3 separate regions of the Homo sapiens genome follow, and all the other regions are linked to region 3. Evidence: chromatin loops called from intact Hi-C (ENCODE). Cell type or tissue: B cell. All regions are shown on one strand.

Evidence for each region. Hi-C counts contacts between places; a loop is a spot of excess contacts. Peaks named below come from ENCODE experiments on the same cell type or tissue, not always from the same donor. Only the 100,000 strongest peaks of a DNase experiment are listed, where the experiment ranks them.
Region 1: a loop joins it to region 3, with 15 times the contacts of the local background. A loop is called at or near these places in 16 of 110 quality-filtered maps.
Region 2: it touches region 3 in a loop (13-fold over the local background); 5 of 110 quality-filtered maps call a loop at or near these places.

What each region holds. Positions count from the first base shown.
Region 1 is chr1:17,042,617-17,050,616 of GRCh38, forward strand. It overlaps SDHB (succinate dehydrogenase complex iron sulfur subunit B), which reads right to left. Exons shown (of 8, transcript NM_003000.3): 2 at 2,145-2,272. Among named protein-coding and RNA genes, the nearest start is that of SDHB, 7.4 kb to the right of the region's middle. In B cell, CTCF peaks have their summits at 3,672 (motif pointing left) and 3,877; a DNase peak (open chromatin) is centred at 3,545; H3K4me3 peaks cover 504 bases; H3K27ac peaks cover 964 bases.
Region 2 is chr1:17,007,495-17,015,494 of GRCh38, forward strand. ATP13A2 (ATPase cation transporting 13A2) reads right to left here and starts at 4,434. Exons shown (of 29, transcript NM_022089.4): 1 at 4,235-4,434. The coding sequence starts at 4,244. RefSeq lists enhancers at 2,686-2,765, 3,529-3,578 and a silencer at 4,069-4,598. In B cell, no CTCF peak of the experiment used is centred here; DNase peaks (open chromatin) are centred at 2,393, 2,934, 3,337 and 4,497; H3K4me3 peaks cover 1,845 bases; H3K27ac peaks cover 1,214 bases.
Region 3 is chr1:16,909,435-16,917,434 of GRCh38, forward strand. It overlaps a transcript of CROCC not described here. Among named protein-coding and RNA genes, the nearest start is that of CROCC, 8.5 kb to the right of the region's middle. RefSeq lists a silencer at 4,390-5,129. In B cell, a CTCF peak has its summit at 518 (motif pointing right); DNase peaks (open chromatin) are centred at 3,017, 3,727 and 4,637; H3K4me3 peaks cover 2,174 bases; H3K27ac peaks cover 902 bases.

The DNA of each region.
Region 1 (8,000 bases), 130 kb after region 3:
AAAATACAAAACTTAGCTGGGTGTGGTGGCATGTGCCTATAGTCCCAGTTACTCAGGAGGATGAGGCAGGTGGATTGCTTGAGCCTGGGAGGTTGAGGCTACAGTGAACCGTGAGCATGCCATTGCACTGTAACCTGGGTGACAGCGAGACCCTGACTCAAAAAAAAAGGAATTTAACTCTTCCAGTTTTAGCCACATTCTCTGACATTCTCTAAGTTTTGATTTGCAACGTCTTTATTTTCTAAGTATCTGGCAATATTTTTTACGTGTTCCTGATCAAATAGTTAGAAGTGTACTTTTTTTTAGTTTCTAAGCAGTAGGGTTTTTTGTTTTATGAGTTTTTTTTTTTTTTTTTTTTTTTTTGAGACAGAGTCTTGCTCTGTCACCCAGGCTGGAGTGCAGTGGCACGATCTCGGCTCACTGCAACCTCCGCCTCCCAGGTTCAAGTGATTCTCATGCCTCAGCCTCCCAAATAGCTGGGATCACAGGCACCTGCCACAACGCCCAGCTTATTTTTATATTTTAGTAGAGATGGGGTTTCACCATGTTGGCCAGGCTAGTCTTGAATGCCTGACCCCGAGTGATCCACCTGCCTCGGCTTCCCAAAGTGCTGGGATTATAGTCATGAGCCACCGCGCCCGGCCTGTTTATATTTTTAATATGAGTTTAGTTTTATTGTATTTCGGTCCAAAACTGTGGTCTGTGCAATTTCTATTCCTTTGAATTTTGCTAGGGACTTTTGGTTGCTGAGTATTTGAAAATTTTGTCTATTTAAGAAGGTTATATATCAATTAATGCTACCTCATTAACAGCACTTACTTGTCACCACAGAAAGTCAAAGTAAGCATTTAGAGTATTCGTGGTATTCAAACTTTTTTTTGGTGCCACAGAAGCTTTTGTTTGAAACAAATAAAACACTTATTCACTTACACATAAAACAGATCAGAGAACAGTTCTGGTTATATGGGGGCGTGGAGTGGAGCAGCAGGAGGCTAGAGACTAACTTGCTAGATTCTTTCTTTTCTTTGGCTAACTGTGGAGTTCCTTAAAAGTGAAAGATGTTGGAAAAAGAGTGGTTTTGAGAGATGTGATGTGAAGAAGAACTCAACCTGCTGCTGCTGCTTTTGACGATGGAAGAAGAGGCCAAGAGCCAAGGAGTGCGGCAGCCTCTGGAAGCTTGGAACAGCCCTCAGCTTACAGTCAGCAGAATGACAGAGACCTCGGGCTCACAACCACAAGGAACTGCATTCCACCAATAGCGCAAATGAGCAAAAAATATTTTCCTCTAGGCTCCAGAAAGGAATGCAGCCTGCTGACACCTTGATTTTAGTCTGATGAGACTATACCAGTCTTTTGACCTACAGAACTATAAGATAATACATTTAGGTTGTTTTAAGTCACTAAGTTTGTGGTAATTTGCTCTGACAGAAATAGAAAACTAACACGCCAGTCCAATTTTTAACATTTTAACCACATCCCTACCTTGTCCATTCAAGGCAAGTTTCTGGCGGTTCTGTTATTATTATAGAAAACACAGGTCCAGATGTATAAGATATAATCAATACATTCAGCATTAAAAAAATGGTAATATATTAAATGACTTTAAATACTGTGCATAAAGTTAATTATACCAGTATTTCTAGAAATTTGTCATACTTTCATTTGGGAATTATTTTGGTATTATTCTTCTGAATCAGGTAACAACCTCATTTTTTTTTTTTTTTTGGAGACAGAGTCTCACTCTGTTGCCCAGGCTGGAGTGCAATGGCATGATCTCAGCTCACTGCAACCTCTGCCTCCTGGGTTCAAGCAATTTTTGTGCCCCAGCCTCCTGAGTGGCTGGGATTACAGGCATGAGCCACTATACCCAGCTAATTTCTGTATTTTTAGTAGAGAGGGGAGTTTCACCATGTTGGCCACATTGGTCTTGAACTCCCAACCTCAGATGATCTGCCCGCCTGAGCCTCCCAAAGTGCTGGGATTATAGGCGTGAGCCACCGTGCCCGGCCCAAGCTCATTCTTGTTTTAAAAACAGAGCCATCGGATGATCTCAGATTTTTAAGCCTTCCAAGGATGTGAAAAGCATGTCCCTAAATCAAATCAAGAACTCTCCTTCAATAGCTGGCTTTCACAGAGATACTCACTTATTAAGGTCAACTTCATAAGTCTGCATATGAGGTTTGTCTCCAGCCTTGTCTGGGTCCCATCGATAGATGGCAAATTTCTTGATACGGGGAGCTGTGGCTGCAGCTGTCTGGGCTCCTCGGGAGGCCTGAAATTTTTTAAAGTTCACAAAAAGGAAAAAAAAATTAGAAATACAAGATAATTCCATTTTGCTGGCACAACAGATGTAACGCTGGATATAAACTCACACATTACTGACACATAATCTTCTTAGAAAAGGCAGGCATTCAATATCCAACAAGTATTAAGCACCTATCATATGCTAATATATCAGACATGGTATTAGGGGCTAGTGACACAGCACTTAATACACAAAAACCTTCATCTTCACAGAACTTACTTTGTAGTGAACAAGAGTTAAATTAAACATTCACGATGAATATAAAGAGCGATACTGTTGGGAAAGTACAGGGAGCTCTGGATGAATACAGCAGAGACTTCAATGAGTGAAGAGTCAGAGAAGGCTTCCTCACATGTCATCTAAGTGGAGGCTTGACAAACCAGAATTAAGGGGAAGGAGTGTGGGGTGTGGTCTGAGGGTGGTGGCTCATGCCTGCAGTCTCAGCACTTTGGGAGGCAGAAGTGAGAGAATTGCTTGAGCCCATGAGTTTGAGAGCAGTCTGGGAAACATGGCAAAACCCCATCTCTACAAAAAATAAAAAAATTAGCTGGGTGTCGTAGTGTGCGTCTCAGGAGGCAGAAGTGGGAGGACTGCTTGGGCCCGAGAGGTTGAGGCTGCAGTGAGCCAAGATCATGCCACTGCACTCTAGCCTGGGCAACAGAGTGAGACTCTTTTTCAAAAATACAAAATAAAAAAGAAAAAAAGAAAGAAAAGACTATACTCCAGGACTGCTAATTTTTAAAATAAACTGATATAGAAAAGTAAAAACTCGGAAGGTTAATTGACTAATTACAAAAAGATGCAGTGGTGTTTATTACTGAGGCAGGAGAACAGGGTTTAGAGACAGGGAGTCTTCACTACAGCCTCTGATTCGTCTCGGGCCAAGTCTTCATTTGCATAGGGTGTAACTAATAGGAAACCCGTACAGGGTACTTTAATCCCAGAAGACTGTGCAGCTGGGGCTCTTGAACCACTTGCTCAATCCCACTCCTACTCTATGGAGTGTACTTTCATTTCAATAAATCTATGCTTTCGTCTTCTGTTGCTTTGCTTGTGTGTTTTGTCCAATTTTTTGTTCAACATGCTAAAAACCTTGACGACTTGTGGTCAAGACCGTCTACCAGTAACATTATTTCTTGGTAAAGTGTCCCGTATTAACTGAAGCTGAAAATACAAACATCAGCTAACAGTAGAAAAGAAGAAAATATATGAAGAAAATGAAAGTTAAGATGAAAGCTATGTTTTACCTTATCACCAAGCTGGCTAAAATCATCAACAAAAGGAAAGCCATTTCTACAAATGTTTTTCACCGGGAACCCCATTTTGTAAACTGACATGAACATCTAATGCCACCTTGTGGTATTTGGGAGGAAGTGAGAGGAAAGATTCCTGAAGGTATCAACTCCAGTGGACTTTGCTTGCTTAATGTCCCATTTTTTTTTTGGTCTTTTTTCTGTGAGATTTAATAAGGTATAATTCATTATAATAAAATTCACTAATTTTAAGGGTATAATGAGTTTTGACAAAGCAATGTAATCCTACCACAATTACAACAGAGTATTTCCATCCAAAAAGGTCTTTTGTGCCCTTGATGGCAAACATAAGTCCCCTTTTCCTACCCTTAGCAACTGATCAGCTATCATCACGAGTCTGCCTTTTACAGAATTCATATAAATGGCATCATACGGTACGTAGTCTCATGTCTAGCTTCTTTCACTCAACATAATGCTTCTGAGATTCATATGTTACTGCATATAACCATAGTTAAATGCTTTTTTAAAAAATTAAACTATTTATTTATTTATTTATCTTTGAGACTGAGTTTTGCTCTTGTTGCCCAGGCTGGAGTGCAATGGTGCAATCTTGGCTCACCACAACCTCCGCCTCCCCGGTTCAAGCAATTCTCCTGCCTCAGTCTCCCGAGTAGCTGGGATTACAGGCATGTGCTACCAGGCCCGGCTAATTTTGTATTTTTAGTAGAGATGTGGTTTGTCTATGTTGGTCAGGGTAGTCTCAAACTCCCAACCTCAGGTGATCTGCCTGCCTTGGCCTCCCAAACTGCTAGGATTACAGGCGTGAGCCACCGTGCCTGGCCAACCTTTTTATTTTTTAATAATTATAGATTCATATGCATTTATAGAAAATAATACTGAGGCCAGGTGCAGTGGCTCACACCTGTATCCCAGTACTTTGGGAGGCCAAGACAGACGAATCACTTGAGGTCAGGAGTTCAAGACCAGCCTGGCCAACATGGTGAAACTCCGTCTCTACTAAAGATACAAAAATTAGCCCGGTGTGGTGGCACATGTCTGTAATCCCAGCTACTCGGGAGGCAGAGGCAGGAGAATCGCTTGACCCTGGGAGACGGAGATTGCAGTGAGCCAAGATTGCGCCACTGCACTCCAGCCTGGGTGACAGAGTGAGACGCTGTTTCAAAGAAACAAAACAAAACAAAAAGAAGAAAATAATACTGAGACTCCACATACTCTTCTCACCTGTAATCCCAGCACTTTGGGAGGCTGAGGTTGGGAAATCACCTGAGATCAGGGATTCAAGACCAGCCCAGCCAACATGGTGAAACCCCGTCCCTACTAAAAATACAAAAAAACGAATTAGCAGGGTGTGGTGGCGTGTGCCTGTAATCCCAGCTACTAGGGAGGCTGAGGCAGGAGAATGGCTTGAACTTGGGAGGTAAAGGTTGCAGTGAGCTAAGACTGTGCCACTGTATACCACCCTGGGTGACAAAGTGAAACTCAAGCTAAAAAAAAAAAAAAAAGAGAGAGAGTTTTGCTCTGTCACTGATTGTGCAGTGGCATGATCACAGCTCACTGCAGCCTCAACCTTCTGGACTCAAGCGATCCTCCCATCTCAGCTTCCCCAGTAGCTAGGACTACAGGCATGCGCCACCATGCCCAGTTAGTTTTTTTACATTTATTTTTGTAGAGATAGGGGTCTCACTGTGTTGCCTAGGCTGGTCTTGAACTCCTGGCCCCAAGTGATCCTCTGCCTGGCCCTCCCGAAGAGTTGGGATATAGGCATGAGCCACCATGCCAGGGCCCACATACTCTTTACCCAGTCTCCCCAACAGGAACATCTTGCAAACTGTAGCACACCAGCACAACCAGAATACTGACAGTGCTAGTCAAGATAGGGGACATTCCCATAAGCACAGGATCACTAACATTGCCCTTTTATAGCCCTGTCCACTTCCTCCCACCCTACCTCCCCTGTACTCCGTAAGCCCTAGCAATCACTAATCTGTTCTCTACTTCTCAAATTCGGTCATTTCAAGAATGTTATATCAATATAATCATCTGGTATGTAGCCTTTTGGAATTGGCTTTTTTTATTCAGCCGAATTCTCCGGAGATTCATCCAAGTTGCTGTGTACAGCAATAGCTTTTTTCTTGTTATAGCTGAGTAGCACTCCAAGGTATCATGTACCACAATTTGCTTAACCATGTAACTACTGAGGGACATTGGGGGTGTTCTAATTTTTGGTGACATGAATAAAGCTGAGATGAACATTTGTGGACAAATTTCTGTGTGAACGTTACATCTTCATTTCTCAGGATAAACACCCAGGTGTGTAATTGTTGGGCTGTATGGTAGCTACAAGTTTAGTTTTTTTTAAGCAACTGACAAAACTATTTTCCAGAGTGGGTGGCTGCTGTGCCTGAGGCAGATAGTAGGGTAAGTGGGACAATATGCCTTTTAAAAAATGGGGCTACTTCAAGTTTTTACTTCTAATTTGGACACTTTTATTTTTCATTTATTTTTTAAAATATTTATTTATTTATTTATTTTGAGATGGGGTCTCACTCTTGTCCCCCAGGCTGGAGTACAATGGCGCGATCTCGGCTCACTGCAACCTCCACCTCCCGACTTCAAGTGATTCTTCTGCCTCAGCCTCCTGAGTAGCTGGGACTACAGGTGCCTGCCACCACGCCGAGCTAATTTTTATATTTTTAGTAGAGACGGGGTTTCACCATGTTGGCCAGGCTGGTCTTGAACTCCTGACCTCAGGTGATCCGCCTGCCTTGGCCTCCCAAAGTGCTGGGATTATAGGTACAGGCCACCTTGCCCGGCCTTTATTTTTTATTTTTATAGACACATGGTCTAGCTTTATTGCCCAGGCTGGAGATCATGGCTCACTGCAGCCTTTAACTCCTGGGCTCAGGCGATCATCCTGACTCAGCCTCCCAAGTAGCTGGGACTATAGGTGCACACCATCATGTCCAGCTAATTTTTGTAGAGACAGGGTCTTGCCATGTTGGCTAAGCTGGTATGGAATTTCTGGGCTTAAGCAATCCTCCCATCTCAGCCTCCCAAAGTGTTGGGATTACAGGTGTGAGCCATTGTGTCTGGCCCTAACTTGGACTTTTTTTTTTCTTTTTTGGAGAGTCTCATTCTGTTGCTCAGGCTGGAGTGCAGTGGCGCGATCTTGGATCGCTGCAACCTCCACCCCTCAGGCTCATGCAATTCTCCTGTCTCAGCCACCCGGGTAGCTGGGATTACAGGCATGTGCCATAAAGTCCAGCTAATTTTTGTATTTTTAGTACAGACAAGGTTTTGCCATTTGGCCAGGCTGGGCTCAAACTCCTGGCCTCAAGTGATCCACCTGCCTCAGCGTTCCAAAGTGTTGGGATTACAGGTGTGAGCAACCGCGCCTGGCCCCTAACCGGGCTTTAAACAGAATCTGGGACTGGAGCATAATCCCCTAGTTCTTTTTTTTTTTTTTTTTTTTTTTTTTTTTTGTGAGACAGTCTCACTCTGTCACCCAGGCTGGAGTGGAGTGGCGAGATCTCTCTGCCTCCTGGGTTCAAGCAATTCTCCTGCCTCAGCCTCCCAAGTAGCTGGGATTACAGGCGCGTGTCACACGCCCGGCTAACTTTTTTGTATTTTTAGTAGGGATGGGGTTTCACCGTTTTAGCCAGGATGGTCTTGAACTCCTGATGTCGTGATCCACCTGCCTCAGCCTCCCAAAGTGCTGGATTACATACAGGTGTGAGCCACTGTGCCAGGCATAACCCCCTAGTTCTAAAGCCTGATTTAGTATTGTCAGTGGGCAACAGGCATTAGGCTCTATCAAGCTGGGTATCAGAACCACAAGGCCTGTGGGATGACTGTGGTTACCTGCAATGAGGTTTTCCCTTCAACATTTCTTTATAACATTTAAATATCTGTTTCATATCCACTCTACACGGATAATTGATCACGTATTATCTTTCCAAAAGAGACTAAGTTTGTATTAGAGCTAATTTAAATTTTTAAAAAGTCTTATCATATGAATGATGTGAAATAAGAGCAATGCCAGGATGTACTACACTGAATATCTAAGTCGACATATCCCAACATCAGTTTTGGAGTGCCCCAAAATGTCATCATTTTTTTTTTTTCAGTACAACTAATTTAAATTTGTTTTGTGTCAAAAATGTATTTTATAGGCCAGGCGTGGTGGCTCATGCCTGTAATCCCAGTACTTTGGGAGGCCGAGGCAGGTGGATTACCTGAGGTCAGGAGTTCGAGATCAGCCTGGCCAACACGGTGAAACCCCGTCTCTACTAAAAATACAAAAAAATTAGACAGGCACGATGGCGGGCACCTGTAATCTCAGCTACTTGGGAGGCCGAGGCAGGAGAATTGCTTGAAATCCGGGAGGCGGAGGGTACGGTGAGCCAAGATTCCGCCACTGC
Region 2 (8,000 bases), 98 kb after region 3:
TGATTTTCTGGGCTCCCTCCTTCATCCCCCAATCTGAGCCCTTCTAAAATTTTTCCTTTTTTTTTTTTTTTTTTTGAGAGCGAGTCTCGCTCTGTCACCCAGGCTGGAGTGCAGTGGCGCGATCTCGGCTCACTGCAAGCTCTGCCTTCCGGGTTCACACCATTCTCCTGCCTCAGCCTCCCAAGTAGCTGGGACTACAGGCGCCCGCCACCACGCCCGGCTAATTTTTTGTATTTTTAGTAGAGATGGGGTTTCACCGTGTTAGCCAGGATGGTCTCGATCTCCCGACCTCGTGATCCGCCCGCCTCGGCCTCCCAAAGTGCTGGGATTACAGGCGTGAGCCACAGCGCCCGGCGAGCCCTTCTAAAATTTCTACCCAAAGAGTCCAGAGTGCCCCAGGCAGCTGCTGTGGGCACAGCACCCCCAGCCTCTGAGCAGCCCCATCCCCAAGCACTCTGGCTTCAACACTCCTAGAGGGCTCACTGTGCACAGGGTACATGGCTAACGTATCAACCCTGCCAGGTAACCTCGGTTGTGATGTCCTTTCATTCATTCATTCATTCATTTATTTACTTATCACTCTTGTAGCCTCGGCTTCCCAAAGTGCTGGGATTACAGGCGTGAGCCACCATGCCCAGCTTACAGTTTTCGTGTATAAGTCTTTTTTTGAGACAGTCTCTCTCTGTCACCCAGGCTGGAGTGCAGTGTTGCGATCATAGCTCACTGCAGCCTTGACCTCCCAGGCTCAAGCAATTCTCCCACCTCAGCCTCCAAATAGCTGGGACTACAGGCACAGGCCACCATGCCCAGCTAATTTTTTTTGTAGAGACAGGGTTTTGTCTTTTTGCCCATCATTTGTTCCTAAGAATTTCTTTTTTGATGCTGTGTTTCATACAGCAAGTGCCTTTGCCTCTCTGGGCTTCCATTTCTCATCTCTAGGATGATAGTCCCGAAGCATCCAGCACACAGGGAGGTAGAAGCATTTGAAGTTCCTGGGGGGGTTGCGTGGACAGGTGGGCAGGACCCGGCTCCCAGGTCAGGGGGGCGTGGCTTCTGCTTATCCATTTCCCAGGCTCTCTTCTCCTTTCACATCACCCTGTCTGAAGCCCTGGCTGTCCCACGGCTCCCTAGGCCCATTCAACAGTTGCTCCTTGTACCTTAAAACCCTCAGGCCGGCCGTGCGCAGTGGCTCACGCCTGTAATCCCAGCCCTTTGGGAGCCCAAGGGGGGCGGATCACGAGGTCAGGAGGTGGAGACTAGCTGAGACCATCCTGGCTAACACGGTGAAACCCTGTCTCTACTAAAAATATAAAAACCAAATTAGCCGGGCGTGGTGGCAGGCGCCTGTAGTCCCAGCTACTTGGGAGGCTGAGGCGGGAGAATGGTGTGAACCCAGAAGGTGGAGCTTGCAGTGAGCTGAGATCACGCCACTGCACTCCAGCCAGGGTGACAGAGCAAGACTCAAAAAAAAAAAAAAAAACCCTCAGGCCAACAGCCCAGCGGGCTCAGGGATGATGGGAAAGGAGCCATCCCTGCGGTGCTGATTTGATTTCCTCCCGCACCAACCCACAAGGTGGGCTCTCTTACCCAGTTTGACAAACGAGAGCACTGAGCCTCTGGGGCAGTTGCCCTCAGACTTGTCTCAAAGCTGGAACAGGGCTGGCCTTACTCCCAGGTCCTCTCTGCCCAGCACATCTACTCCTGACATTCCCCTCAGCATCAGGCTCAGATGGGTGTCACTGCCCTTACTGCTCACAGTACCTGCCATGTGCTCAGGGGTCAGGAAACACTGATTGACCGACTGACTGAATGAATGAATGTCTGTCTCTTGGACACAACAGAGCTTGAAGGCAAAGGTGCTGGGAGTTGGGGGGAGGGGCTTGAGCCTCTTCCTTTTTTTTTTTTTTTTTTTTTTTAAAAGAGACAGGGTCTCACTCTGTCACCCAGGCTGGAGCACAGTGGCATGATCCTAGCTCACTGGAGCCTTGACCTCCTAGGCTAAAGGAGGTACTCTTGCCTCTGCCTCCCAAGTAGCTGGCACTACAGGCAGGTGCCACTGCACCAGGCTAATTTTTTTTTAGTAGGGACAGGGTCTCATTTTGTTGCCCAGGCTGATCTTGAACTCCCGGCCTCATGCTGATCCTCCTACCTCAGCCTCCCAAAGTGCTGGGATTACAGGTGTGAGCCACCACACCCGGCCTCAAGACTCTTTATGAAGAAAAGGTTCTTCAAAAAGAGGGCAGAGTCCCCAGTATGTAAACAGCGGTCCCCCTGGGAAGTTCTTCCTCATGGCAATCGTATGACTGTCACTTCACAATGACACTCTCTCAGTCAACCTTGGCAAAGAGGAAAAGGGGAGTGGAACTTGAGGGAGGAAGTCACAGCTGTGGAAACCTCCAGAGCCCCTCCCTGCAGGGATCAAGCCCAGGGCACTCTCTCCTGCAGTACATCTGTTTATCCCCAGCCACAGCCCAGTCTCCCCAGGGCTTCTGTGGGCTCAGACCAGCCCAGAACAGGCACCCACAGGCTGTGTGGGGGGGCGAGAGCACCTTCATGATGGCATTGCTCTTTTTTTTGAGATGGAGTCTTCCCCCCCCGTTCCCCCCTTCCCCCCTGCCCGTCTCCCAGGCTGGAGTGCAGTGGAGAGATCTCAGCTCACTGCACCCTCCACCTCCCAGGTTCAAGCAATTCTCCTGCCTCAGTTCCTGAAGTAGCTGAGACTACAGGCACATGCCACCACACTCAGCTAATTTTTGTATTTTTAGTAGAGACGGGGTTTCCCCATGTTGGCCAGACTGGTCTTGAACTCCTGACCTCAAGTAATCCGCCTGCCTCAGGCTCCCAAAGTGCTGGGATTACAGGCGTGAGCCACCACGCCTGGCCTGTCATTGCTCTTCTGATGAACAGCAGCTCCCATGGAGTGCTCACCATGCCCTGCGGAAGCCCTTCAGTGTGCTAACTCAATGAAGCTTCACACACAACCCTCTGGGGTAGTGACTATTATTATCCCCATTGTACACCTGGGGAAACTGAGGAACAGCATGTGAATCCCTTGTCCAGGGTCATAGAGCTTGAAAGGGGAGAAGCTGGAAATGAGTGTGTCTGAATGGGCACATTCTTTCCCACAGCCATTCCATGAAAAGTACAGATTAGGATTCCCATTTAAAACGAGGCCCAGAGGAGTAGATTGACAAGCACAAAGTCACACAGCTATGAGGGGCCAAGACTGGACTTGAACCTCGTCTGAGGTCACAGCTCGGGGCAGTGTCACCAGCACTGTGGATCAGAGGGGCTAGAGCCATTTGGGACCTCTTATTTCCTGCGGAAGCCTTGGCTTCCTGCTGGTGACCTGGCAGCGGCCCAGGGCGGCTGCCTCCTCCCTGGCTGTGGTTCCCGGCGGCGGGGAGCTCCTGTCTTCTGCCAGGCTGAGGCGGGAGTGTGTGTGAACCATCTTCCCATCTTTGGATCTGGATTCTAGGGGCTGTCTTTCCTCATTCCTTCCCCTCCCTCGCCGGGGGGTGCACTCTAGGCTGTGGGGCTGGGGGCTGAGTGACAGACACTGAGATGAGACCTTTCTGGATAGGGGAGGAGGACTGGCCCCATTCCCGGCAGGTGGGATTTAAATTAGACCCTGGAGGAGTGGGCGTAGGACATCTGGCCAGGGATGGGTTGCATGGAGGGTGTGGCCCTTGGCCCTGGGTGTGACGGGTTTTCTCTGGGGTCTGAGGCAGGAGGTCAGGAGTGGCGCTGTGGCCCAGGACATCTACCCAGGAAATGGAGTCCCGACTCCCCCAACGCCATTCATTCATTCATTCAGCCCAGAGGGGTTGCCCAGAGGCCCGAGGATGCAGCCGTCTCCCCCACCTGGACATCCGTCACTCGGGGTGGGATCCGATTAAGTGGGCGTGGGGTGGCCTCCCCGTCCCCGCACGGCCCCAGGACCCTCTTGCACAAGCGCCCGGCTTCCAATCCCGCGGCTGAGGGGTGCAGGGGAGGGGAGGGACCGGCTGCGAGCGGCGGCGCCATCCCCAGCCCCGGCGTCTCTGGGAAGAAACCGGGGCCGAGTCCCCGTCAAAAGGGAGGGGACGGGCCAGGATCCCCAACCAGGTCCCGCTTCCTGGGCTCGCGACCCCGCGGTGGGGGGCGTCGCCTCCCCTCTCCCTCCAAGGGGTGACGACAACTGGCGGGCCGGGGACCGCGCCGGGCTCGGGGCCGACCCGGACTCCGCACTCACCTGCGCTCATGCCGGCTCCTCGCGCTCATCGCCGGCCCCGGCGCTGCGGCCCTCGGCCTGGGCCCCGGCGTGCGCAAGGCCCTGGGCGGGGGCGCGGTCCGGACGGCCCGGGGCGAGGGGCGCTGGGCTAGCGCGGGGCTGGAGCAGGGCTGACGCGGGCGGGGCACCTGGGCCACCAGGCTCGGCGCGGCTCCGACACTGCCGCAGTCCCTCCGTGCGCGCCGCAAGCCCCGCCCGGCCCTCTGCGGCCCTCGCAGCGCCCGCGCCGGGGCTGCCGGGACTTGTAGTCCCCGCCTGCTCCTCCGCACACACCGGGGGCGGGGCGACCGGAGACACACACCTCACGGAGGTAGCCCCCGCCAGCACGTCCCAGTGGTTAGGGACTGTGCGTGCTGGTCCAGCTCTCCATGTCTTCCAGGCCGCGCGACCGTGAGCAAGTCACTGATCCTCTCTGGCCCTCTTTTCCCAACCTGTAGGATAGCAATGCCTGCTTCACAGAGAACTGCTGCGAGGATCACACAAGAAAATGCTTGTCAACTGGGCGTGGTGGCGCATGCCTGTAATCCCAGCTACTCGGAGACTAAGCCAGGAGAATCGCTTGAACCCAGGAGGCGGAGGTTGCTGTGAGCCGGGATCATGCCATTGCACTCCAGCATGGGCAAAAAGAGCGAAACTCTGTCTCAAAAAAAAAAAAAAAAGAAAATGCGTATCAAGCACTTGAGACAGTGCCTGGCGCTGCTTGATGAATGCAAAGAAGGAAGACACACCTGCCCAGAGATTCACAGGGTCAGATGTGGGCCCACAGAGACCCAGGGAGAGTCTGCCATGATGCACTGGAGGCCTTGAAATGCCAGAGAAAGAGAAGCCTCACAGCGTGACCTGCAGACACACCTGCACTGGGGGGATTCATGAAGACCCCTGAAAGGCACCAGAGATGTCTTACCTGCGTGCAGCATTTATCCTGCTACCCCATAGTGACCGGCACAGGCATAGTGTTCCCTGTCTCCAGGACCTCTGGACAGAGGAGCTCCAAAGGGGAGAGTGGATCTGTGAGATCCTAGGGCAAACAAGGGAAGGTTCACGTTAGGGCCAAGGATAGACGTGGGCAGGATCACTGGTCATTTGTCCAGTATGAATTTATGGAGTGCCAGCACCACTGTGGGAGCCAGGAACGTGAGAGTGAACAAAACAGAGATGCCCCTGTCCCTGCGGAGACTGCTGTCTACTGGGAAGTAGCCCTAGTCAAGGAAAGGAAAACTCCAACGATCCCTATTGTGGAAGGGGCTGGAAGGAGACACAGCTGTGATGGTGGTGAGGGTGTGGGTAGGGGATAGACCCCAGGAGGGAAAGCAGCACCTGATTCATAGCAAGATCCCAGTGAACATTTGGTACAGGAACACACGTTGGCAGGACTTGCTGGTGGATAGGATGTGGGGGTGCAGGAATGTGTGGAATTCAAGATGCTCCCCAGGGTTTTGGCCTGAGCAGCTGGGTGCCAGTGGAGCCATTTACTCAGCTGGGGCAGGCTGCCCGAGCCAACCAGTTGCGGGTCATTCCTGTTGACCACCTGGGCCATGGGACTGGCTTCCTTGGGTCAGGTGACAAGAGTTCTTTCATCTTCCGGTGACACTTCCAGGGGAGGCAGGCTGCTTAACTTTTCAGAACTCCCATGTCCTCCCCCAGGGCTTAGCTCAATTTCTGGCAGGAACCCAGCCTCCAGGGCAGCAGGAAGGCTGGGTTTGGAAATGGCTAGCCCAGGTGGCCTTGGCAAGAGGCAGTATGGTACAGTGGCAAGGGGCTGGGTTCTGGCATCAGAAAGACATGGATGCATGAGTTGCTTTCTAGCTGTGTGAGCTTTAAAATGTCACTTTCCTTCTCTAAGGCTCTCCTTCCCCTCACCTACAAAATGGAAGGCATGGAGAGGATGAAATGAGATGGCAGGAACTTGGTAGAAGCCAGCTGCTTGCTTTAGATCCTGGCACTGGATTAGCGGCTTCATAAAAGCAGAGGTACTCCAGTCTGGGTGAAAGACTGAGACTCCCTCTAAAATAAATAAATAAATAAATAAATAAATAAATAAATAAATAAAAGCAGAGGGCTTGGGGACTGCATGGGGGACTGCCTTGCAAGGGTGCCCCCTTCATTCTTTTTATTGCTAAGGCTGCCTGGCCTTAAAGGGGCTCTATTCCCTGAGCCAGCTGGGAAGGAGCCGCACCTGCAGCTCGTCCCTTCTCCTTAATGAGGGAGGAGGCCAGAGGAAGCTTCCTTCCAAACCACAGAGCATGTGGGAGGCCTTGCCATCTGCTTGGGGTTACCTTTGGGGAAGTGGCTCTCGGTGTGTGGTCATCGAGGAGGTCTGTGGCCCAGGCTGTCTTCCCGGATAACCGTGTCTGAAATTTCCAGTCCCACGTGGGTGAGAACCGACTGAACAGCTTCCCTTCTAGGCTGTGGCTCTCTTGGGAACCCACGGAGAGGGCGTAATAGGCCTGGTCCCAGTGGCAAAAAGCTTGAGAAATCACTAATTTGGGCGAGTTTATTCCAGAGCATTGCTTTACTTTTCGACTTCTCTAGTTTCACTAGATTTTTGCAACAAAAGAGGATTTTTTTCACCTAGTAACAAACCCTGTTGGTAGGATTATGGCTGTCTAGACACACAGTAAAGTGGGGTTTCAGTTTTTGTTTTTGTTTTTTTTGTTTGTTTGTTTTGAGACAGGGTCTCTCTCTGCTGCCCAGGTTGGAGCACAGTGGCATGATCTCAGCTCACTGCAGCCTCGACCTCCTGGGCTCAAGTGATCCTCCCACCTCGGCTCAAGTGATCCTCCCACCTCAGCCTTCTGTGTACCTGGGACTACAGGTGAGCACTACCACACCCAGCTAATTTTTCTGTTTTTTTTTTTTGTAGAGATGGGGTTTGCCATGTTACCCAGGCTGGTCTCGAACTCCTGTGCTTCAGAGATCCACCTTGGTCTCCCAAAGTGGGATTACAGGAGTGAGCCACTGTGCCTGGCCGAGTTTCAGCACTTTGTATGGTAGTTATCCTGGTGCCAGGAAGGGAAGGGGCCTGAAGAGAATTTGACCAATGGGAGTCCCTCCCTGACCTGAGCAGTGTGACGGGAGAGATGAGAAATAAGCAATATTAGCCTTGCACGGAAAAACCATCCTCCCAACAGGGAGGCCTCTAGCTCTGGCCAGTCATGTCAGAAACATGCCAGCTGTCAACTCAGGGTTGGGAAGGAATTACTCTTGCAGCCTCCCAGCATTCACTCGAGGGCCTTTCACATAGTAGGTACTCAAGACAAATCCGTTCACTTGAGTTTATGGAGCATTTACTCTACTGCAGGCAAGATGCTTTCACATTTACTTTTAGACTTCAACCATAATTCTGAGAGGGGAATGCTGTTAATTCCCATTTTACAGATAGGAAAATAGAGTCACAGATGTTCAACATGTCCAGAGCTAGGTAAGAAGGGATGGCTGGCTTCAGTCCTACGAAATTCTATTTTTATTTTTAATTTCTTTAGAGACAGGTTCTGGCTCTGTGATCCAGGCTGGAGTGCAGAGGCACGATCCTAGTTCACGGCAGCCTCTAACTCCTGGGCTCAAGCAATCCTCCCACCTCCCAAAGCGCTAGGATTATAGGCGTGAGCCACAGGGCCAGGCTGGAAGTATTATCTTGTAAATGAAGGCACACTGGGCACAGAAGTAGCATACAGGACAAAATACTGTTCCCCACACAGGTCTGCAGTTTTACTGGAAAAGCCTTTGT
Region 3 (8,000 bases):
TAGGCATGCACCACCTCGTCCAGCCCATTTTAATGTTTTTAATTTAAATACACATTCCCAAAATTATATAACAAGTACAGGAAGCCCACTTTCAGCCAGTTTTACAAAAACAAAGTGGCAACATCCTAAAGTACTGAAAGAAATAAAGTTTTCCTAGAATTCTATGTCAAAGTGAAAAATCTTTCAAGAATATGACTGAAATAAGGACATTTAAAAACATATAAAAAATGAAAGAATTCAGCAACCCACACTACAAGAAATGCAAAAGGAGTCCTCCAGGCCTAAAGATAAGGATACCAGACAGAAATCTGGATCTACACAAAGAAATGGAGACTACTGCAAATCGGTATGTACATAGTTAAATATATATGTTCTTATTATTTAAATCTTTTTTAATAATTTATTTATTTTAAATTATTTATGATTTAAGTCTTTTTTTAATAATTAAAAAAAGCAATAATAATGGATTCTGGGATTTATAACATGTCTGAAATCAAGTTACATGACAACACTAGCATAATGGCCAGAAGAGGAGGTATAATGCCACTAGATGGCACTGATAAAGGTGTATTCAGGAAACCCTGAAGCCCTCACTGAAAAGGCAAAAGCAGGGAAAGAAGTCGGGGAGCGGTAGACCAGAAGAAAGAAAGAGTTATAGCTAATAAGCCAACAAAGGAAAGAAAATGGAATGATATAAAAACCATGTAATCATTATGCTGGAACAACTGCTCTTCATGCACTCCAGCCTGGGCGACAGTGAAACCCTGTCTCAAAAAAAAAGCCCACCCCTAGGGCTGGGCATGGTGGCTCACGCCTGTAGTCCTACCACTTGGGGAGGCCAAGGCAGGTTGATCACCTGAGGTCAGGAGTTCAAGACCAGCCTGGCCAACATGGTGAAACCCCGTCTCTACTAAAAATACAAAACAATTAGCCAGGCATGGTGGTGGGTGCCTGTAATCCCAGGTACTCAGGAGGCTGACGTAGGAGAATTGCTAGAACCCTAGGAGGGGAGGTTGCAGTGAGCCGAGGTCATGCCACTGCACTCCAGCCTGGGCAACAGAGCGAGACTCATCTCAAAAAAAAAAATCGTACACTTAAAAGGTCACGGAGGCAAGCAAAAATCACCTGGTGGCTGCAAAGCAGACCATCGAGAGGCAAAACTCTTTATCTGGGGAATTTAGAGGCAATTAGACTTCCTTATTATTTAAAGCAAGAATCTAGTTCCAGGCTTCTTTCCCAAAAATTTATAACTAACTAGAATTTCTGGGGTTTTTTTTTTGTTGTTGTTTGTTTGTTTGTTTGAGACGGAGTCTCACTCTGTTGCCCAGGCTGGAGTGCAGTGGCGCAATCTCGGCTCACTGCTACCTCCGTCTCCCGGGTTCAAGCAATTCTCTGCCTCAGCCTCCCGAGTAGCTGGAATTACAGGTGCCCGCCACCACACCCGGCTAATTTTTGTATTTTTAGTAGAAACGGCGTTTCACCATCTTGGCCAGGCTGGTCCTGAACTCCTGACCTCGTGATCCACCCGACTCGCCCTCCCAAAGTGCTGGGATTACAGGCGTGAGCCACCGTGCCCGGCCAGTAACTAGAATTTCTATACATCTCTGGAATACGTGCTTATCAAAACTTGTGCAACCCTTGCTGACATTAAGGCACCAAAATGTCTACAAATGTAGTATTCTGTGAGCCACCGCACCCGGCCTACAAAATGTTTTTTTAAAAAATTATTGTGTTGGGAGTGAATTATTGGGCTGGTGGCTCATGCCTGTAATCCCAGCACTTCAGGAGGCCGAGATGGGTGGATCACTTGAAGTCAGGAGTTCCAGACCAGCCTGGCCAACATGGTGAAACCCCATCTCTACTAAAAATACAAAAATTAGCTAGGCGTGGTGGCGGGCACCTGTAATCCCAGCTACTTGGGAGGCTGAGGCAAGAGAATTGCTTGAACCCAGGAGGCAGAGGTTGCAGTGAGCCGAGATCGTGCCATTGTACTCCAGCCTGGGTGACAAGAGCCAAAAAAAAAAAAAAAAAAGAAAGAAATCATTATTATTTCTACAATATGGGCTTATCCCTGTATTACTCTTCTGAACTTTTCACTTAATATATCGTAACCATCTCTCCAGTCATTGAATGTTCTTCTATAACATTTGGAATGATATCATAGTATCCCATTATATGAATAACCCATGGTTTATTATACAAGTCCCCTACTGCTGAACGTTTAGGTCTTTCTAACTTTTTGCTATTAAAGTCTGGCATGATAGACTCTGCAAGTTAGCCTTCAGATGCCCAGCAAATCCAGTTAACCAGAGCACTGTCCTCTAAGCCTCCTGGTGAATGTGGTTTTGCTGATGGTGGGCAGAGTCCACCCCAGCCGAGCCGCTGGATTTGGCAGGCACTTGGCCTTAGCAACCTGAGGGTGGTAACTCCAATCAGTTACTTGTTTCCCTGTTACCTGAGTTGCAGATTTAGAGCCCTCTGCAGTGAGCAGGTGAGCACCTGGCATGATTCTTTTCTGGTGAGTGGTCCTGGGGGTCACTGGGCCAGTCACCACCTGGTGACAGGACAGGGTGACCGGTGGGTGGCAGCACTGGGGATTCAAATGACCGCAGCCCGGTCAGGCTGAGCTGAGCAGAGCCAAGGACTCAGCACAGCAAGGAACCTAGGCTCTTCACAGAGAAGGGAGCTGGAGGACCCCCCAAGGAGATGAGTATGTGCCACCCTGCGGCAGGGTCCTGTGGGCTTTGGGAGTGAGAGGGTCAAGGGGAGAGGAGCTGTGTTTGCCACCCCCTGTTAAAAACCTCAAGTGAAGCAGCATGGTAGAGAGGAAAGAGCATGGGATTGGAAGCCATTGAACTTCCTGCTGTGTGTCCTTGGGCAAGTGACTACATGTCTCTGATCCTCAATCTCCCCTTCTATAAAATGGAGATGATCCTAGAACCTGCTTCACGGGAGTGTTCAGAGGGGACTGTAGACAGAGCGGGAACATAGAAGAGGAAGTAGGCGGCAGTGTGGTTCACAGCCAGCGCAGGCTGCCTGCAGGGTGCAGGTACTGTCACCAAGGGAGACCCAAGGTGCCCTGGAGGGAGTGGCAAGGACACAGGCCTGAGCCCAGCCCTGGTGATATGAACACTGGAGTGGGCTTCACAGGGACAGGCAGCATCAGAACTGGACTAGTGAGGTCATGAGCCCACCAGGGCCTGGGTAGGGACATAGCAAGTCTGGGGACTCCAGACAGGGTCACACAGACCTGGGCCATGCTGGGCATCCAGGGACTGGCTGTGCATACTGGCAGATGTCAGTCAGCCCTCCTGCAGTTGGGCCAGGGACACCTCAGGGAAACTGTGACCTTCCTTCCAATCTTGGTAACATCACCCTTCCACCCCAAATCCCAGGGAATGGCCCGAATCTCTCCTGACAAACAGCTCTCAGCCCTGGTCCAGGCCACAGTCTTGCTTGCACCGGGCCGGGTTTCAGAGCCCGAAGGGCACACTGGCAGCCTTTAGTGCAGTGTTTCAGATGTCACAGACAGGTTCCTCTTTGACGAAGATGGAACTTCCACTGCTTCCCTCCTACCACGCAGGAAACACAGAAGCAACCATCAGCCGAGGGCCTGCTGGCCGTTCTCTCTGGGTACTGTGTTTGGAAAAAGCACAAAATCATTAACTTAAACATGCTTTTTCAAACCAAACACATCCCTCTCTTAGCCCTGGAGATTCAGAGCTGCCTCTCCCTTTGAAAATGAATGATCTCGCCCGGGTGCAGTGGCTCACGCCTGTACTCCCAGTACTTTGGGAAGCTGAGGCGGGTGGATCGCGAGGTCAGCAGTTTGAGACCAGCCTGGCCAATATGGTGAAACCCCGTCTCTACTGAAAATACAAAAATTAGCCGAGCGTGGCGGCGGGCGCCTGTAGTCCAAGCTACTCAGGAGGCTGGGGCAGAGGTTGCGTTTAGCCAAGATCATGCCACTGCACTCCAGCCTGGGCAATAGAGCAAGACTCCCTCAAAAAAAAAAAAAAGCATGATTTCATCCAATGCCTTCAATAACAGAAGGAGGTCCAAGTCCAGTGAGAGGGTGGAACGAACATACTGTCACAGTGGAAAGGACACGAGACAGGCGCGCCACCGGGTTGAGTCTCGCGAACAAACTGAGGCCAGAGTGCCTTCCCCAGGGCTGCACGTCAGTCAGGAAAAAAAAAAGCATTCTCTCCGACAGGTCAAATCACCGAAGCCTCGGGATCGTCGCTGGGGGCTGTGACGGGGCTGGCATGAAACGTCCCTCTGTCTGGCTGGGCGATGGGTCAGTGCTCAGGAGTTTCAGGCCTTTAAGGCCCGGCCAGACCGCAGGGGGACTCTGCAGCCGGGTCGGGGTTTCGATCCTGCGCTGCGGCCTTGCAACTGCGAGGACTTGGGGGTCGTGCTTCGTTCGCCTGGTATCCTCGTTCGTGCGTGTAGGAGGCGCCTGGCTTGCCGGGCGGTGCCAGGCGGCAAGAGGGAGGGCGCACGGAGCGTGTCCGCCCAGGGCGGCCCCTGTAAGCGCTGCAGAAGCGCTGCTCCCGGCGCCCGGCCCCGCCCCAGCCTCCGCCCCACTACCGCGCAGCGCAGGCTCCGCCCCCAGTTTTCCCCGCCCCGTGGCGGGGACGCCCCGCCCGGTCCGGCCCGCTCGGCCTCGGCAGCAGCGGCTGCGGCGAAGGCGCGCGAAGGTAGGTGGCCGGGGGCGCGCGCGTGCGCGGGGGCGGGACGGACGCGCTCCCGGCGGAGGAGGCCGCGCGCCTGGGGGCGGGCTGGAGCCACGTACCGGGGCTGGGGGCGCTGTGTGTTCCGCGACTGCCGCGGCCCGGCACCGGAGGCCAGGAGAGCGTTCCCAACAGGCTCCGCGGATGCCCCGCCGCGTCCTGCCGCCCATCCTGCCCGGATTGTCGCGGGCCGGGGGCACGACAGGAGACTGGGGCCTGCAGGGCGCAGCCGTCCCTCCGCCGGCCGGGGTCCCCTCGCTCCGCGGGCGGCCGTGGGAGGCCCTCGCGACGGCCTCTGCCCCCCGCAGATGCCCTCTGCAGCTCCTGCGTGCGGGCCCCGCCCTGCACTGCCCTCCTCGTGTGGGATCCGGTTTCGTCTTCATTGCAGCCCTGCCGAGTCGGAAGCATCTCCATTGTGCGGATGGGGAAACTGAGGCCCAGAGCGCATAGTTGGGCTGGCCACGGAGGCAGGGCCGCCGGATGCTGTGCGGGGATGGGGCCCTGCACCCCTTGCGCCTCTCACCATGCGGCCTCAGGCCTCTGTGCCCGGCAGCGTCTCTGGAGTGGGCATTTTGAACGAGCTCCCTCCTGATTTTCACACAGACTTAAGCCTGACGACCATGCTGGGGCGGATGTCTGCCCCTCTGGTGACCAGGTCACAGCTCCCTTGGGAAGACGATTGACTGGGGAATGGGGACCCTGGGGAGGAGGACTTCAGGGTGCCATCTGTCTGTTTACGCCAGAAAACAGAGATTTCTGTTTTCTTTCGCTGGGCTCACAGCAGGTGCTTAATAAACAGATCTTGTGGCGGGAGCAGACGACAGCGAGGTTCAGGCAAGACTCCAGGAGTCAACCCCTGGATCTCGGAGGCTCCCCACCCGCGCACATTTCCCTGACTTAACCCTCCCCTCCCCAAGTCTTTCAGCCCTTTCCACCCAAGTGGCCCCTGTGGGGGTCACTGCCTGGTTTTCACCCTGATCTTCTGGGATGCGGCAGATGCTGGCTGGATATGTGTTCGCTGGTGTCCTTCCGTGATCCCCGTCTGTGGCTGACACCATCTGTGGCCCAACATGACCCCAGCCAGAGCCAAGGGGAATCATTTCTTTTTCCATTTAACATCCTATGTTATTACTTGGCTCTTAGCATTCATTAATTCATTCAGCAGCTCTTCATGGAGCTTTGGCCTTAGCCCATGCACTGTGGAAGTGACAGTGAGCTAAGCCAACCTGGCACTTTGGGAGGCTGAGGTGGGAGGACCGCTTGAGCCCAGGAGTTGGAGACTAGCCTGGGCAACATCTCATCTCTACAACAAGTAAAAAATTAGCCAGACGTGGTGGCACGCACCTGTGGTCCCAGCTACTCAGGAGGCTGAGGTGGGAGGATCCCTTAAGCCCAGGAGGTCAACGCTGCAGTGAGCCATGATTTTGCCACTGCACTCCAGCCTGGAAAACAGAGCAAGACCTTGTCTCAAAGAAAAAAAAAAAAAAGGAGGAGACAGACAACATACATGTTGGAGAAAATGGAACAGCCACTGGAGGGACCTCTTTAGCTGAGAGTCGGGGTAGCTCCCTCAGAAAGTGATATTTTTGAGCCAAAATCTGGCCGACAAGCGGGAGTCAGCTGTGCAAAAGAAGGGGGAAGTGCGTCCCAGGCAGAGAAAGTGGCAGTGCAAAGGCCCAGAGGTGGGTGCCTGCCTGGTGTTTGAGGAATCAAGAAGGCCATGAGCAGCCAGGTGTGGTGGCTCATGCCTGTAATTCCAGCACTTTGGGAGGCTAAGGTGGGTGGATCACTTGAGGTCAGGAGTTTAAGACCAGCCTGGCCAATACAGTGAAACCTCATCTCTACTAATACAAAAATTAGCTGGGCGTGGTGGTGCATGCCTGTAATCCCAGCTACTCGGGAGGCTGAGGTAGGAGAATTGCTTGAACCCAGGAGGTGGAGGTTGCAGTGAGCTGAGATTGTGCACCACTGCACTCCAGCTCAGGCCTGGGCAACAGATCAAGACTCTGCCTCAAAAAAAAAGGCCATGAGAGAAGGGGAGAGAGGAGATGAGGTGGGAAAAGTGGAGTGGGGCCAGATCTGGTGGGCCCTGTGGGCCATGGAAGGACTTTGAACTTCATTTTAGGTGTGGTAAGGGCTAGTAGAGGGCCTTGGGTAGGGGAGGGGTATGACCTTTACTGTGTGAAACTTGAGTGGGTGAGGGGATGAGCAGGGAAGCATAGAGACCCTCGGGGAGCCATCTCAGCAGTCCAGGCAGTGGCTTATATAATACACATCGGCGTCCTGGGGTGGTGCCAGGTACACAGCAGGCGCTGCAGGATGGAAGTCATTGCTGTTACTGTTTTTGTTTATTTGAGACAGGGTCTTGCTCTGTCACCCAGGCTAGAGTGCAGTGACACAACCACGGCTCATTGCAGCCTCAACCTTCCAGGCTCAAGCAATCCTCCTGCCTCAGCCTCTCAAGGAACTGGGACTACAGGAGGTGCATGCCACCATGCCAGGCCAATTTTTTTTATTTTTTTGGCAGAGATGGAGTCTCACTGTGTTGCCAGGGCTGGTCTCAAACGCCTGGGCTCAGGCAGTCCTCCTACCTTGGCCTCCCAAAGTGTTGGGATCACAGGTGTGAGTCAGTGCACCCGGCTTGCTGTTATTATTTAAAACTCTGGGCTGGGCGCAGTGGCTCATGCCTATAATCCCAGCACTTTGAGAGGCCGAGGCGGGTAGATCACTTGAGGTCAGGAGTTTGAGACCAGCCTGGCCAACATGGTGAAACCCTGTCTCTACTAAAAATACAAAAATAAGCTGGGCGCGGTGGCGCATACCTGTAATCCCAGCTACTCAGGAGGCTGAGGCAGGAGAATTGCTTGAGCCCAGGAGGCGGAGGTTGCAGTCAGCCGAGATCGTGCCATTGCACTCCAGACTGGGTGACAGAGCCAGACTCCATCTCAAAAACAAAACAAAACAAAAAACAAAAACCCTTTGGAATCAGGCACACCTAGGTCGCGGCTGTGACTTGAGCTCTTTGTGGCTGGGTGCATTGGAGCCAATTATTTAACTTCGCTGAGACTTCACGCTGTCATCTGTAAAGTGAGTAGGGTGGTGCCAGGAGTGTTAAAGCAGGTAAGGGACAGATGTAACGTTTTGGGCACAGGGCCTGGCTCGTGGTTGGTTCAATATTTTTGTCATAATTTCTAGTCAGCAGCAGGAGGATAACGAAGGGGTAAGCGGATAAGAGCAGCTGCTATGTTTGAAACGAGTAATCTT